Regions from separate parts of the Homo sapiens genome. Here region 1 is linked to region 2. A link is an interaction called in ENCODE POLR2A ChIA-PET data of the cell type or tissue named here. Cell type or tissue: MCF 10A. All regions are shown on one strand. Links, peaks and the distances in the headings refer to the core of each region. The heading gives the core; the rest is flanking DNA. Region 1 overlaps ARPC5L (actin related protein 2/3 complex subunit 5 like). Region 2 overlaps PPP6C (protein phosphatase 6 catalytic subunit).

Evidence for each region. Peaks named below come from ENCODE experiments on the same cell type or tissue, not always from the same donor. Only the 100,000 strongest peaks of a DNase experiment are listed, where the experiment ranks them.
Region 1: POLR2A ChIA-PET joins it to region 2 with 5 read pairs; 2 of 35 experiments call an interaction of 5 or more read pairs at or near these places.

What each region holds. Positions count from the first base shown.
Region 1 is chr9:124,872,588-124,875,500 of GRCh38, reverse strand. It overlaps ARPC5L (actin related protein 2/3 complex subunit 5 like), which reads right to left. Exons shown (of 6, transcript NM_030978.3): 4 at 1,737-1,809; 5 at 350-526. Among named protein-coding and RNA genes, the nearest start is that of ARPC5L, 12 kb to the right of the region's middle. RefSeq lists enhancers at 2,540-2,769, 2,467-2,913. In MCF 10A, for the core only: no CTCF peak of the experiment used is centred there; a DNase peak (open chromatin) is centred at 1,630.
Region 2 is chr9:125,160,340-125,163,252 of GRCh38, reverse strand. It overlaps PPP6C (protein phosphatase 6 catalytic subunit), which reads left to right. Exons shown (of 7, transcript NM_002721.5): 3 at 2,347-2,412. Among named protein-coding and RNA genes, the nearest start is that of SCAI, 18 kb to the right of the region's middle. In MCF 10A, for the core only: no CTCF peak of the experiment used is centred there; a DNase peak (open chromatin) is centred at 1,802.

The DNA of each region.
Region 1 (2,913 bases), core at 242-2,741, 290 kb after region 2:
ATCATGAAGCCCCAACCAACCAGCAGGCCCCCTTCCTACCTAGACTCCCTGACCACCTTACTATGCCATGTTATCTGCCCACATGTCCTGTACCAAGGGCACCCTGTCTTGCCTGACATAAATCGGCAGCTAAAAAGCAAAAAAGTAACTGCAATTACCACAGACAGCAGGTCCCTACCAGGAGCTTCCTTGGGAGAGGGAAGTGATGACATGTCCCAGGTTGGGGCTCGTCCTCTGACCCCACACGCCTATCAGACCGTCCTACGTTTGTTCTGGAAAATCTGGCCTGCTGATCGAACCCCAAGGCAAGCCAGGTGGCTCACTGGGGCGCGTGGCAGCGTTCACATACCTTTTCGTGCCACTGGAGTAACACTGCGCTGCTATTTTCTGTGGGCTTCTCAAAGCCTTTATAAATGTACTTCATTAACAAGTCAACGCCGTTTCTGTCCAGTGACTGCACAGCCTGCTCAATCTCACTGCTCTTGAAGTTTGTGAGCACTTTCAGCACCACGCCCTGGGCTCGCTCCTGCAGACGAAAAAGAGCAAGTGAGTCCCAGAGCTGCGAAGGCACCGCCATGCCATGCCCCACACCAAAGCAAGGACACAGATCACCAGAAACACTGCCCAGTTTCTAATTCGTCCAGGATGGTTAAAATAAGTGGGTTAGAACGTCTTTTGTGGATTTAAATTTCAAAGTATCTTTTATTTATGCCAACAAGTTACCCTACTTATTTTGGGGGAGTAAGTAGTTTACTAGGACAAGTATCAACTCTGAGAGAGAGAGAGAGAGAGAAGAGAAAAGAGGGAGAGAGGGAGGGAGGGGCAGGGTCTCGCTCTGTTGCCTGAGCTAGAGTGCAGTGGTGCAATCTCAGCTCACTGCAGCCTCTCCCAGGCTCAAGCAATCCTCCCACCTCAGTTAGGGCTACAGGCACATGCCACCATGCCCAGCTAATTATTTTTTTTATTTTTTAATACAGACAAAGTCTCGCTATGTTGCCCAGGCTGGTCTCAAACTCCTGAGCTCAAGCGATCCTCCTGCCTCCCAAAGTGCTGGGATTACAGGCATAAACCATGGCACCCAGCCCATCACTATTTTAGATGACACCAATAAGGCCTTATTATACTCCACAATGGTGGTGGACTATTAAAAAATAAAAATAAAACCAGGTTGACTCGGCTGCAGCGTCCCTCTTGTGTTCACACCCAGAAGGGTGGGGCCATTCCCCAGAACTCTGTGAAGGTGCAGCCACTGGTGACATCAAGATGCTGTCACAGCTGCCAGAATCCCAGCTGCAGGGAGACCCCTTTCTCTGAACCAAATTTTAGACTTGGTGATGCAGTAAGCACAATTTAGTTTTTAGAAGGTAGGAAAGCGTACGGGTACTTAAAATCCTCAGGCAGACAAAGCCTATTTAACAGTCTGTGGGAGCATAAGCACCACAGGTGAGCGAATTCATCCATTTTCCTCATCAGCCAGGGCCAGGCTGACTTCTCAGCCTACGAGGCCGTGAGCAGGAGTGAAGGCTTCTGTGGGGAGGTTCTCGTATATAAACGCTGACAGCGTTGATGTCAGAGAAGCCTCACCACCTAGGGAGCGCCAGGAGGCTTCCCTGGAAGCCCCGCCCAGTGCCAACTCACTCCCTCTGATGTGGATGAAAGCTCACACTCGCACTGGGCAGACACCCACAGCCCTGGTCCCAACAGCACCCAGCAGAGCCGCAGCGCCACCCCTTTACCTTCACAGCTTGATTCTTGGTGTTGACGGGAGAGTTCCGCAAGGCTGCATGGAATGCCCGAAGCATGTCCCCTGTGCATCACCACCAGTTAAGGATAGCTAGGCTCAAGCACATCCATGCCGTCATGAACAAGCTCACTTCAGAAACAGCTCAGGAACAGAGTCAGATGGGATCTCATCCATACCACCCACCTTCCACGGCTTCCAGGGGGGCAGAGACGGTTTACAGCCTGCACAGGGAGGCTGCAGGGCACCTCTGCCAACCATGCAAACCCTCCTTTCAACTCCCTCTCTACCTTCCACGTCAAAGCAACTGTCCTGGAGGGGTAACTTGATGTAAAATTGGATTGTGCTCACTTGCACCTGCTTGGTGCTGAGCACTGTATCTCCCCTACTGGATCCTCACAGCACCCGTACATGTGAACTGGAGGTCGTTCTCATCTTCTCATTCTAAAAAAGCGGAAAATGTAGGTACAAAGGGAGACCTCCTAACTCTTCATCAATGCTCTTCATCAATTAAACTATTAAGGAAATTAAGATGTGCTAGAACTTCTAAGATCTATCGGGATCAATGAGGTCCCAACTGTTACCTGGAAAGAGTTTATCAATCTAACAGAAGCTTTTGCCAACAATGAGCCAGTCTCCACCCTTACCCCCCAACCTCAGTTGCAATCCTGACAACACATTCTTTGCTGAGTTCTGAATACCCAGCATGCAAAAGAAAATTACAATCTGGGTTAGGTCCCCAAAGGTGACACCTATTTTAAACTGAATTACATCAGCCAACTTTCATTTCCTCGTATGAAACACTGGCTTCAGCCAAAAAGCTTCAAAAATAGAACAAGGAATGGCTTCTGCCCAATCGGGTCTCTACTCCTCTTCATGCAGTGATACCCACGTGCAGACAGGAAGGGCCTTCGGAGCAGAGCTGAATCTCCTGGCTTCCCCAGTATGAGATCCATCTTGAGTGAGCTGGGTCTGCGCCACCAGGCAAGCCACTCCCAGCGCTGGTTCCCCAGCTCCCTGCTTGGCTCTGATCCACCTTCCACACTCAAGAGGCAGTCCAGTCCCTCTGTCTTTCAGTTCTGGAGTTCCTTTTCCCCATCCAAACAAGGCCAGCCTGATATCAGCCACTGATAACCTCTACTTTGTAACTCCTTTTTTTTTTTGAGACGGAG
Region 2 (2,913 bases), core at 291-2,790:
TTCTTTTCCCTAATGATTTTTGCATTTTGCTACATGGTTTTCGTCATAATTTTTATTCATGGCCTCATAAGGTCCTTGAGTTGCTAGATCTTAATTTAAGATATTCACTTATGTTAGTCATGAAGGCTGTTTCTTTTGATGTTTTAAATGTTGTCATAACACTTTTTTTTTTTTGAGACAGAGTCTTGCTGTGTCATCCAGGCTGGAATGCAGTGGCACCATCCTGGCTCACTGTAACCTCCGTCTCCCAGGTTCAAGTGATTCTCCTGCCTCAGCCTCCTGAGGTAGCTGGGACTACAGGTGCCCGCCGCCACGCCTGGCTAATTTTTGTATTTTTAGTAGAGACTGGGTTTCGCCATGTTGGCCAGGCTGGTCTCGAACTCCTGACCTCAGGTGATCCACCCGCCTCGGCCTCCCAAAGTGCTGGGATTACAGGCGTGAGCCTCTGTGCTTGGCCCACTTTTTTTTTTTTTTTTTGAGACGGAGTCTTGCTCTGTCACCCAGGCTAGAGTGCAGTGGCGTGATCTTGGCTTACTGCATCCTCCACCTCTCAGGTTCAGGTGATTCTCCTGCCTCAGCCTCCCGAGTAGCAGGGATTGATTACAGGTGCCCACCATGATGCCCAGCTAATTTTTGTATTTTTAGTAGAGACAGGGTTTCACCATGTTGGCCAGTCTGGTCTTGATCTCCTGACCTCATGATCCACCTGCCTCAGCCTCCCACAATGCTGGGATTACAAGTGTGAGCCACTGTGCCCGGACCATAACACTTTTTTTTTTTTTTTTTTTTTTTTTTGAGACAGAATCTTGCTCTGTTGCCCAGGCTGGAGTGCAGTGGCATGATCTTGGCTCACTGCAACCTCTACCTCCTGGGCTCAAGCAATTCTTGTGCCTCAGCCTCCCAGGTAGCTGGGATTACAGGTGCAGGCCACCACCCCTGGATAATTTTTGTATTTTTAGTAGAGATGGGGTTTCACCACATTGGCTAAGCTGGTCTTGAACTCCTGACCTCAAGTGATCTGCCTGCCTGGGACTCCCAAAGTGCTGGGATTACAGGCGTGAGCTCCCAAAGTTCCAGGATTACAGGTGTGAGCAGCTTGGCCTGTTAGCTAATTTTCAGATACATTTTATATTAAGCTTCCTAAAGTTGTTTTTTTTTTTTTGTCTGACTTTTTAGACTTATGGAACATTGTTATAAAAGGTGTTACTTTATTTCTTTCAGTAGTTAACATCTCACTTTCAGTTTTCTTCACTTTGACTAACATTCCTATTAAGTGTTAAAAGTTTAAATGATAATTTTATTTCAAGTGTAAAAGATGAATGTGTTAGAAGTTGTTAGTTGTAATTGGTCCAATGTATTGTAGTCAATTCCCTTAATCCAAAATCGTTTTTCTTCCAGAAAAACTGTAATGCTTTCTTTGGAAATTAGGGCTAGGGTAATAATCTAGTGGACTGAAATTTGACAAATGCACAATTTGCCAGTTACCAAATTTCAGTAAATAGAAATATGATGAAATATCCTTGGGTGTCATGGATCACACTTGTAATCCCAGCACTTTGGGAGACTGAGGTGGGAGGATTGCCTGAAGCCAGTAGTTTGAGACCAGCTTGGGCAAAAAAGCGAGACCCTGTCTCTATAAAAATTTGCTGGGCATGGTGGTGTGTAACTGTGGTCCTAGCTACTGAGGAGGGCAAGGTAGGAGGGTTACTTGAGCCCAGGAATTTGTGGCTGCAGTGAGTTATGATTGCACCACTGCATTCCGGCCTGGGTAACAGAGCCAAACCCTGTCTTAAAACAAAAAACAAAAAATATGATGAAATATATAATTTTTTTTTAACTGATCATTGAGGAGACACTCCATGGCTGTGGAGCCTGAGGGTATATAACTCTAACTGTAGAATGTGGGAAGATCTCTGTATAACACTGGAGTGTCATGTAAGTTCAGTTTGGAAGAAAAAGAGGTATCCACTTGTTTCTGTAATCTTTTGTCTCATTAAAATAGATACAGAATTTGGGTGGGCTGTTAGATTAGCTTACTGAGAAATTAGACAATTGATAAAGGATGTCAGAATTCTCAAGAGATAGATGGGGAGATGTATGAAAGAAAATGAGAAAGGGAATCCTATGATAATAATCTAGGAGTGACTTTATGGTAACTGAGCTTTATTTAGTGCTTTTTTTAGTCTTGAGAACTGTGTGCTTGGCAGTTTGGCTTACACTTTATTTCTTAAAAATGTAAATATTTGGAGTCCTCTTAGCTGCTTCTTTACACATTTCACTCTCAGTTTTGTTGCTTTGCTTCTTAACAGGAATTTGTAATCAGCATGTATTGCATTTCTTTTATAGTTTTATGACCTTTGTGAACTGTTCAGAACTGGAGGTCAGGTTCCTGACACAAACTACATATTTATGGTATGTAAACACCAGTGATATCAAGTGCTTGTTTAAAATGGAAAGGATCTGACTTATTAAATGTAAATTGCATAATAATTCTTTACCATGTGACAGTCCCTATTTCAGTATATTAAAAGATGTGTATTAGTCCGTTTTCACGCCGCTGATAAAGACATACCTGAGACTGGGCAATTTACAAAAGAGGTTTAATGGACTTAACAGTTTCACATGGCTGGAGAGGCCTCACAATCATGCAGAAGGCAAGGAGGACCAAGTCACATCTTATGTGGATGGCGGCAGGCAAAGAGAGAGAGACTGTGCAGGGATCTCTTGTTTTTAAAACCATCAGATCTCATGAGACTTATTGTCATGAGAACAGCACAGGAAAGACTTGCCCCCATGATTCAATTACTTTCCATCGAGTCCCTCCCACAACATGTGGGAATTCAAGATGAGATTTGGGTGGGGACACAGCCAAACCATATCAAGGTGATTGTATACTTTTCTACATTTAACTAT